2 separate regions of the Homo sapiens genome follow, and region 2 is linked to region 1. The links are chromatin contacts, found by Hi-C or POLR2A ChIA-PET in ENCODE. All regions are on one chromosome and are shown on one strand. The core of a region is the stretch at or near the end of the contact, and the rest is flanking DNA. Distances in the headings are between cores, read along the strand shown.

The links. A loop is a pair of places that touch in the nucleus more often than their neighbours do. ChIA-PET counts read pairs that join two places held with the same protein, here RNA polymerase II (POLR2A).
Region 2: a map of IMR-90 shows a loop between it and region 1 (2.4-fold over the local background). The contact joins the enhancer-like site here to the promoter of WNT9B in region 1. A Hi-C loop is called at or near these places in 5 of 168 maps with a recorded cell type or tissue (GM12878, HAP-1, IMR-90 and 2 more) and 1 of 37 single-sample maps with no recorded cell type. POLR2A ChIA-PET finds 5 or more read pairs at or near these places in 7 of 52 experiments (A549, CD8-positive, alpha-beta memory T cell, GM12878 and 4 more).

The regions. Positions count from the first base shown.
Region 1 is chr17:46,848,822-46,854,057 of GRCh38, forward strand. It overlaps WNT9B (Wnt family member 9B), which reads left to right and starts at 2,762. Exons shown (of 4, transcript NM_003396.3): 1 at 2,762-2,894. The coding sequence starts at 2,818. It also overlaps a transcript of LRRC37A2 not described here.
Region 2 is chr17:46,794,406-46,799,411 of GRCh38, forward strand. All of the region lies in intron 1 of WNT3 (Wnt family member 3), which reads right to left. It also overlaps a transcript of LRRC37A2 not described here. Among named protein-coding and RNA genes, the nearest start is that of WNT3, 22 kb to the right of the region's middle. Within about 2 kb of position 1,251, at least 2 of the 41 ENCODE cell types and tissues checked have a DNase peak (open chromatin) inside an H3K27ac peak, as active enhancers do; they include HCT116, where a contact is called at or near this core.

The sequences.
Region 1 (5,236 bases), core at 1,512-4,011:
CCCAGCCTCTGTTTTTTCATCTGTGCAATGGAGTTATGATTGTCCCAGCCTCCCAGAGGGCTTGAGGCTTTAGTGAGATTGTGAGCCAGGCCCGGCACATGTGTGCACGTGCACACACACACACACACAGAGCTTGGTACACAGGAGCTGCTGTGGAATTATTATTATTAGCAAGAAGGAGCTATTATCTGGGCAGTTCTATGCAGCCTTATTGGCCAAAAAGACAGAAGCAGAACTCTGAAGCCTCCATGGGCAAGCTGGAAGGCACCCCAGCAGACAGAAACCTGGTACAGTTCTAACATCAGGAGGAGGGAACCCAAGGGTGGGGCCACGCCATTGGCTGGCAAGGATTCAAGAGCATCCATCTAAATATTTTCCTCGTGTTTCTCACTCTCCAGCCACTGATGTCTCCATCGAGTCTTGGGTGCTTCTTCCAGTCTTTGATTCATAGGCTTACCCATCAGACATCAACATGTAACTTTCATGAAATTTTGAAAAGGTGTCACTTTGGGAGAATGTGCCCTGCCTTCTCCATGCACAAGCATGCTTATGTGTGCTTAGGGGCATGAGAACAGGAGGAGCAGCTGGGCAGCCTGAGCTGAACCCACTCCATCCTCACCTGCCTAGGGGGTGTGGCTGGGGCCTGGTGGGGTCTGTCTGCCACCCCAGTCCATGGCTCTTCCTTCTCTCTGACTCACACTGGTCCAGCTCAGGCCCCTCATCCTCTAGCTTCTGTGATCGTGGTTCAAAATCTTACCAGTGATATGCTGGAGCTGGGTCCAGCTGGCCTGCAGGGCTAGCTGTGCACATCTCTTCCTAACTCCAGTGATCAGAAACGATGCCACATTGGTGGCATGAAGTCAGCCATGATGGGAATATTTAAGGCACAGAGATCAACAGATGATACAAATCAGACCACCATCAACCCTCCTTGAGAACCAGTTGTAAACACCATCACACCCCAGTCCTGCCTGCAGGTATAACGATCACTGATATTAGGTGCCGGCACCTGCTAGGCATTTAATATCTTTTTTTTTTTGTTTTGAGATGGAGTCCCATTCTATTGCCCAGGCCAGAGTGCAATGGCGTGATTTCGGCTCACTGCAACCTCCACCTCCCAGGTTCAAGCGATTCTCTTGTCTCAGCCTCCTGAGTAGCTGGGATTACAGGCATGCACTGCCACACCCGGCTAATGTCTTTGTATTTTTAGGAGAGACAGGGTTTTGCCATGTTGGCCAGGCTGGTCTCGAATTCCTGACCTCAGGTGATCCTCTCACCTCGGCCTCCCAAAGTGCTGGGATTACAGGCATGAGCCAACGTGCCTGGCCAGCATTTAACATCTTACCTGCACAAAAATCCTGTTAGATATTTCTCATCATCCATATTTCATATGGGGCTCATAACTTACATGATTTGACTCCAGGTCTCTGCACATTACATTGGGCCATGTGGCCTCAATAAGTAGAACCATGGGATTTGATAGGGCTGGCAGAGCTGTTAGGAATCATCAGATCATGTAATCACTGCGCTCATTTGACAGAGAAACTGAGCTCAAAGAGGCTCAAAGAGGTGGGGGCTTCCTCTGTTAATGCCACCTAACACGGTAGCCACCATCTTCCCAACACCTCCCTCAACACCTCTCTCAGCCCCCTACCATGCTGGTGTCCACTGAAAAGCCAAGGTCGCAGTCACTTGATGTTCCCTATGCATGGCTGATTTTTTGGAAACTTTACATGCAGATCTTGACATTCATTGCAAGTTATATTTTGTTTTGCTTGATTTGACCCCGTGTTCGAGACTCTCAAAAACATTTTAAATCTCACTTGGGTCATTGGTTGTATGTCTCCTTTCTAGACAGGTACCACGCGCCGCTTTGATCTCTGCACCTTCGCAGCAGAAATTGGGGTTAAACTTTAAAAAATAATAAGCAAAACAGAACTTTGGGGCCCAACACTTGAAGTTCCCACCCTATCTACCAGAGATTCTGGCATCTACACACCTTGGAAAGTGGGTCCCTCCTCCCGCAGGGCTCTGTCTGCCCCACTGTCCACTTTGGATTTCTGCGCTGGGGAACATCAGCAGCATTTTGTCAAAAGCCCACGGAGGCCCACGCTGCGCGCCTCGCCGGTAACAGTCACTCTCCCGTTTAAAAACAGAGCGCCCTTTCCTCTCTCCCCTCTGCCCAAGACTCTTTGCCTGGCAACAGGGTCCCCTGAGCCATTGGACATGCATTTCCCCCGCTTCCAGAGAGCGGTTCTGCACCAGGACCCGGCCCTGCCCTGAGTCTGCGGGCTGCGGCGAAGAGACCGCACTTGCCCGGCAGGAGGGCGGACAATGACCCGGGTTTTCCACCGACTCCAGATGCGTCCCTCCTCCTACCCCTCCACCTTCTCTACCTCGGAGAAGCCATTGCGCTTGCCTCCGCCCCATCCCGGAGAGGCAGAATCTCCTCCGTCCCCGCCTCGTACCCTCCTCCCCGCCTCTCCAGGCCCGGGGGGCTTCACGTTCAGCCACCGCGACCCCGGGCGGGCGCGGCGCCAGGTGAGCGCTCACCTGGGGCCGGAGGGCGGGGCAATGGGGGAGGGGCGGGGGCGGTCCAGGGGCGGCTGCCCCACCCGCGACGGGGCGGGGCGAGGGCGGTGGGGCCAATGGGGCGGGGGGCTCGCCGCCCGGGGCTGGGGAGCCTCCCAATCTCCTCCTTTCCCAGCGCCGCCTGCCCCGCCCCACCCGGGTTTAAAGTCCCGCGGGCGGGTGGTGGCGGAGCTGCGAGCTTGAGCGGCGCGAGGAGATGCTAGAGGGCGCAGCGCCGCCAGCACCATGCGCCCCCCGCCCGCGCTGGCCCTGGCCGGGCTCTGCCTGCTGGCGCTGCCCGCCGCCGCCGCCTCCTACTTCGGGTCAGTGCCCGCCGCGCCCCCCGCCCGCTCCCCGGCCTGCCTGTCTCTCCCTCCTGCGCTACAGCTGGGCCAATTTTTCCCTCCCGCTGTCCTTGGCCCCGCCGAGGTCTCGAACTCAGACCCTAGCCCGGCGCGACCCAACCCACTTCGCAGTCGGAGTTCGCGCCCTGAGTTCGGTCTCCAGCTTCCCCGGCTCCGAATCCATCGCCCTGTTCAGTGTCCGAGTCTCTGGTCGCCCCCCAGCCGCCGCTCTCCTCATCCCGCCGGGTCTCGGACTCTGCGCACGCCTCGGACCCTGGCCCCGTCCGCCCCGGCCCCGCCCGTTCAGGCGTCAGTCCCGCTCTCTGATGCCCTCTCGGGATCCTCACGCCGGTGCCCTGTCTGCCGCCATCCTGGCCTCCGGCGAGCCGTCCTTGCCTCGGACTCCTTCCCCACCCTCCGCCTTCGCCCTGCGGAGCGGAGACCGAGAGGGCTGGGTGGATGGGTGGGACGGGCTGTTCCCGGTCTCGGGGCAGAGGATCGTGCGCGTCCAGGGAGAATGGGGGAAACCTCGGACGGTGAGAGCGCCAGCTGGAGACGCAGGAAGGAACCGTGCGCTGGGGAAATGCGACCACATCTCAGACCTGGCATGGGGTGATTTCTCAGGAGAACACTGGAAAGAGTGAGAGGGCCCAGTGTGTGTGTGTGTGTGTGTGTGTGTGTGTGTGTGTGTGTGTGTGTGTGTGTACATGGTTGGAAAAGGAGGATCACAGTGGGGGGTGACACCTGGGGGACAGTGGGGTAGGTGACACTGGGGAGAGAGCCGGACAGGAACTATGTGGGGAATGTTTGGAGCAAAAGTTATAGGGCAATTGTTTCCAGTCCCTTCTTCTCTGACCCTGAATTGCAGGGATTTGGTGAGGGATGGGGGCGGGTATCATGGGTAAGAAGGCACCTTCCCACCATCCACCCAAAGCCAACTCCAATATGTACAGCCTGTTACTTTAAGCCTTGCCTCCTTTTAAAATCTTCACCCCAAATCAATAGGAGGCTTACAGTCTGAGTATATACAGCAAAGGCAAGAAAACACCAAGCAAGTGACCTGCTAGAGGCTGCTTTGAAGAAGTAGCCAGGGAGAGGTATGTAAAGGTCTGAGAAGTTCTGCACAGGTTGGAGTAAGGGCTGTGGGCTAATTTCCAGGTCATGACCCCTGGTGGAAACATGTCTGGGCTGTGGAGGAGGGTATCATCCCAGACCCTAGCTCTGGGCTTAGCTTGCTAATGATATGGGAAGACCACTCAGTCTCTGGGCCTCACTTTCTCCTTTTGTACAAAGAAGGGGTTGAACTTGATATGACTGATCCTTTTGCGATCCACCCCAACAGCAGTGCACAACTTGTTTGTTTCCGAAGATTTCAGGCTTGAAGGAATGGTTGTTCCCTCGGCAGGCAGGATGTCATCATCACTAGGGCACAGACTCTGGGGTCAGTCTTGCCACTTGCTAGGTGTGCTCTTGGCCAAGTCACTTAACTTAACCTCTCTGTCTCTCAGTCTCTCAATCTGTAAAATGAAGATTATACTGCCTATTTTATAAGAAGATTGAGCTAGTACATGTAAAGCACTTAGGACAGTGTCTAGCATGCAGTAAGTGCTCAACTAATGCTAGTGACTTTTTTTTTTTTTTTTTTTTTTTTTTAAGACGGAGTCTCCCTCTGTCACCCAGGCTGGAGTGCAGTGATGTGATCTTGGGTCACTGCAACCTCCATCTCATGGGTTCAAGCGATTCTCCTGCCTCAGCCTCCTGAATAGCTGGGACTATAGGCGCGTGCCACCATGCCCAGCTAATTTTTGTATTTTTAGTAGAGACAGTGTTTCACCATGTTGGCCAGGCTGGTCTCGAACTCCTGATCTCAATCTGCCCAACTCAGCCTCCCAAAGTGCTGGGATTACAGGCATGAGCCACCAGGCCTGGCTAGTTTTTTTCATTAAGGAAACCAGTTATAGAATCTTGATGTCCTGGCCCTAACAGTTTTCTGAGCTGGAATGGAAAGGGATGGGACAAATGGTACCTATATCCTCTTACACACTGGCTCATTTCCACGATTCATTTGTTTGCTTGGTTTTTATGGTTAGAGATGGGGCAAGAGTCAGGTGAGATGAGAGGAGAGGGGTTCCAGGAGGACCACCCTAGCTGCTGTATTGGAAGGGAAAGGTGTTCTCAGCAGTGCATGGGGTTAGAATTTTGAGGGAACTGAGCATGGAGCAGCCTTGAAAATGACATGTGAGATGGTCAAATAGGCCTGGGTTAGGGCTGAGAGGGATGAGTATCGGAGCCACCTCTTCCAGGTCAGGAGCCCAGCTGGA
Region 2 (5,006 bases), core at 1-2,500, 56 kb before region 1:
CTGTCAGAGCTAGAAGGAGCCTTGGGGGTCATCTGGTCCAGTTTGCATATTGCACAGGGCTCAGAGCTAAGGCCATCTCACTGGGCTGAGGAGCCAAAGAACATAGTCAGCTCTGAGAAGGGCTCTTCAAGGCTGGCTCTCCTTTGTTTGCAGAACACACTGTACCACCGTGGAGAGGATAAAAATCTAAAATTCAGCACCTTAACCCATTCTCACACCAGTCAAACTTTCGACAGTCCTATTGGTCTATAGATGCCTGGGAATTCCCTCCTTTCCCAGGTCAGGAAGATCTCGACCTCCTTCCACCAGCTTCCCAGGACTTTCTTTTCTTTCTTTCTTTCTTTTTCTTTTTTTTTTTTTTTTTTAACAGATTCTTGCTCTGTCACTCAGGCTGGAGTGCAGAGGTACGATTCCAGCTCACTGCAACCTGCACCTCCCAGGTTCAAGTGATTCTCGTGCCTCAGCCTTCCGAGTAGCTGGAATTATAGGCACCCACCACCATGCTTGGCTAATTTTTGTATTTTTAGTAGAGACGGGGTTTCACCATGTTGGCCAGGCTGGTCTTGAACTCCTGACCACAGGTGATCTGCCCGCCTCGGCCTCCCAAAATACTGGGATTACAGGTGTGAGCCACCATGCCAGGCCCTTCCCAGGACATTTCTGAGACACCTGGTGGGAATTCTTACCTGCTTACCTCACCTGTGTCCCTCTGAGCCACCATTTTGGCCCTCATTTCCCACCCTCGGGTGCTGAGGGAATTGTTCCCTACCAGGAATGAATCCCCAGGCTTGTCTGCTCCCCCATAAACACCCTCTGGAATGTGCATCCGAAACCTCCTACCCCACACCAGCGCATTCAGCCCCTCTACCGGCGCCCCATGTCTCACTCCCCTGGTGTGGCCAGAACTGGGGATGGTGCAAGAATAAAGCCCTAGGCAGTGTGGAAAGCAGACAGCTGACCCTGTGACTTCTGGGGCTCCCCTCCGAGGTGGGGAAGAACAGAGGAGCTGGCCTCTGGGGTCTGAGAAGACCAGCCGGCCCGTGGGCAAAGGGACGACAGCAAATTCTCCTCCAGTGACCCTCAGCCCCTGACGCCCTGTCTAACCCTCTCAGATCCAAAGCTGCGAGCCCTCAGGAACATGTGGCTACCTCTAACCCAGCTCACTTGCCTGGTTAAAAGCAACCACAGGTGTCCAGCCTGCAAACATTTCCCGGCACACAGGGCCCTGTGCAAGGGGCAGTGGGTGACGACACCAAGCCCAGTTCCGGAGCACCCTGCTGTTCTGCGGCACTGCTGACTCACAAACGATTCTGCCGCTGTGCAGTCTCAAAGCCAGCCCCACCCGGGGATCTCTGTCTTCCTTGGTCTGTCATGAAGGTGCTAGTAACCCCCAGGCTTCTCAGATAACTCCTTCTCCTTCACTTGTGCACTCTTGCTCTCTGTCTCTCTCTGTCTCTGTCTCTCCCTCTCTCTCTCACACACACACACATGCATGCACGCACACACACGTGTGCACACATGTTAAATTCTAACCCTTGCAGTACCATGGATTTCCATTTTGTTGAGATGAATAGAGGATTAAAAAAAAAAGAACTGATCAGGTTGTCGGCAGGGTAATTATCAGTAAAAAGAAACAGAGGAGCTGTCCCATCCGCAGGTGGTAGGTGGCACCCTCCACGCCTGCAGGCCAGGGCTTTGTGATCTGGCTGACCCCAATCCTGATCTTATTGCTACCACCCATTACCACGTTTCCTTGGGAGGACTCAACTTCCTAATGAGAAAAACATCCCCCACTTCAAAGAGGCTGCGGGGAGGAAGAATTGAAATGATGTAGATAAAGCTTTTGTCACAGTCCCTGGCACATAGTAGGTGCACAATAAATGTTGGTTGCCATTGTCATAGTGCTAATAAAGACCAGTGACATCCTCTATGCCAGGCACTGTTTGTGTGCTTGCCGCATATTAACCCCATAATAATTCTGTAAGGAAGGTATGTTATCATCACCCCTATCTCAGTGGGGAAACTGAGGCAGAGATTGGCCCACATTACCCAGGTAATTAGGGACACATCTGGTCTGGCTCCAGAGGCTGAAGACTTAACCACAATGTTCTCCTGCCCCTCTCAGAAGGAGTTGGATGAGAGATCCCATCTGTATGTCCCACTCGGGGCACACAGAGAGGCAAGCGCAACTTGGTTCCTGCCCCGCAGGGGCTCCCAGCCTCATTGGGTGACAGATCCTAAAAATGCAACTACAGGGGACCTAAGACGGGAGAATGATTCACCAGCCAGACAGCCCGGGTGTCCCCTGGTGCAAGATGAGCGGTGCCTGATCAGTCCCTGGTTCCTGGCTGCTGCATAGGAGAGGGGGCTCAGCTGGATGGCTGACTGATTGGCTGACTGCTTCATTCATTAATTCCTGAGTGCATTCATTCATTCCTTCCACTCAAGCCCTCCAGAAAGGGTGGTCTGGACTGAACTAGTTTACACGGGATGATTACAACAGAAGTCAGAGGACTCTCAGCTTGGTTACCGAGGAAAATAAGACCACAAAACCAAACTGACTGAAATAGGCAGGAGAATCTTCTCGATCCCATTTTCCAAATGGGGGAAAATGGGAAAAGGGCTCCAAGGTTAAATATTTTTGGAAAACAAGTTAAACAAATAAAAACGGGTCACACTGGCAGGACCTCTCAGTGCTGCAACTATGCTAATGAGCTGCTAATATTCAAATGAGAACAATAAACACCAAGAGGCTCCAAGTTGCCTGTGGCGATTCTTAAGTTTATTTGACTCCAGAAGCCTTTCTCAACAGGATTATGTGGGGCTGATGTTATAAGAAACACACTATGCGATGTCCTACTCTGGCCCAAGAGCTGTCTGGAAAAGCTGTTCCAAAAACCTGGGAGAGAGTGGAAGTGAGGCTGAGAGGACTCCCAGGAAGACGGCAGCTCCAGGCTGGGTTTTGAAAAATCCTGGGAAGTTCAGGGCCAAGTGGAGGAGGGAAAGGAAAGAGTTTTCCAGTAGGGAATGGGATCCTGAGAGAAAGACGGTGAAGGCCCAAGGCAGTGGAGTCCTCAGGAGTGGGCTTGCCTCGGGCGGGAAGAAGGGCCTTGGGCCATGGGAAAAACAATCTCAAAGATGACAGCACAGATGGGCACAACCTCTTTGGAAAACAGTTTGGCATCATCTTGTAAAGCTCAACATTCACACATCCTGCAACCCAAAGTTCCACGCCTAGGCAGGTACCTCCATGAACACCTTTCCCTGCTGTGCACAGCGAGATGCACATCCATGGCCAGGAGACAAAATAGATAAACTGTATATTCTAAAGATGGACTATTATGCAACTGTGAGCATGTGAGAACTACAGCAAGATCCAGGAACAGTTTGAAACTTAGAAACACAATGCAGAGAGAGAATAGCTCAACATAGAGGGCCACATGCAGTATAACACCATTTTTATAATGCTAAAAATAGGCAAAATAAAACATTTCATTTAGGCATTATTACCTGGGAAAACCAGTTTTTTGTTTGTTGGTTTTTTGTTTTTTTGAGACAGGGTCTCCAGGCTGGAGTGCAGTGGCGTGATCCCGGCTCTCTGCAACGTCTGCCTCCTGGATTCAAGCGATTCTCCTGCCTCAGCCTCCCGAGTAGCTAGGACCACAGGCGTGTGCTAACACACCCAGCTAATTTTTGTATTTTTAGTAGAGATGGGGCTTCACCATGTTGGCCAGGCTGGTCTCGAACCCCTGACCTCAGGTGATCCTCCCGCCTCGGCCTCCCGAAGTGCTGGGATCACAGGCATGAGCCACTGTGCCCAGCCAAAAACCAGTATTTTTAAGTAATGGAATAAATAGGTAAAATTCAGGATGTGGTCACATCTAGAGGGAGATGGGGAATGGGCTGAGGAGGACCCACAGATGGACACGACGGCCTAGTCACGGTCTGGTCCTTCAGGGACATAGTGAGGCTCAGGTTTTCATTCTGTCATCATGTCTAATATATATGATTGTTCTCTTGTATATGTCAAGTATTATGTAATAAAAATATTTTTGATCAGCTTGCAGGAGAATAGCTGGTATCTGCTTAGGCTTGTGCCAGCCATACCATTGGCACATCAGCTCTTCTTCACCCTGAATTCCTTCTCAGAGTTTAGCAGCCCTCTCTCGCCTAAAGGTTGGATGCACACAGTGACTGCCAGCCCTGGATCAGCCTGCATCCCACCCAGGCCTCCTGCACTTCCAGCCACACTCACTCACTGTGCTTAGCAAGGGCTTACACAGCCAGTGCCTCAGCCATTAACTAGGGTGATATTAAATCTACACAGACCACTCCTTGGAACCCCCATAAAAATCCCTGATAGGCTGGGCGCAGTGGCTCACACCTGTAATCCCAGCACTTTGGGAGGCCAAGGCGGGTGGATCACGAGGTCAGGAGATCGAGACCATCCTGGCTAACATGGGGAAACCCCATCTCTACTAAAAATACAAAAATTGGCCAGGCATGGTGGTGCGTGCCTGTAGTCCCAGCTACTTAGGAGGCTGAGGCAGGAGAATCACTTGAGCCTGTGAGGCGGAGGTTACAGTGAGCCAAGATCACACCACTGTACTCCAGCCTGGTGACAGAGCAAGACTCCGTCTCAAAAAAAAAAAAAAAAAAAAATCCCTGATAGCTAACCACATTTAATTCACCCTTCCCTTCCTGAGAACTGGAGGCCTTTGTGAGTACTCTGGCTGAACAGGATACCAGAACGCAAGGTCATGCCAGAGTCTGCATTGCCTTTTGTCCACCAAGTCACAGACTTCTGCCACATGCCTCCCCACCCGCTTCTTTCTTCAGATAGGCTTATTGGTTGGGACAAACCAACATAAAGTGTGTGGGATTCCCTGAAGCCAGCCTTTTCTGTTTTGGAAGGAATTCAGATCTTTCTGCTCTAAAGAAGCCTGGCCTGGGAGAGAATATTTTTATAACCCTGCTACATTAGATGACCTGTAGAACATCTTTAA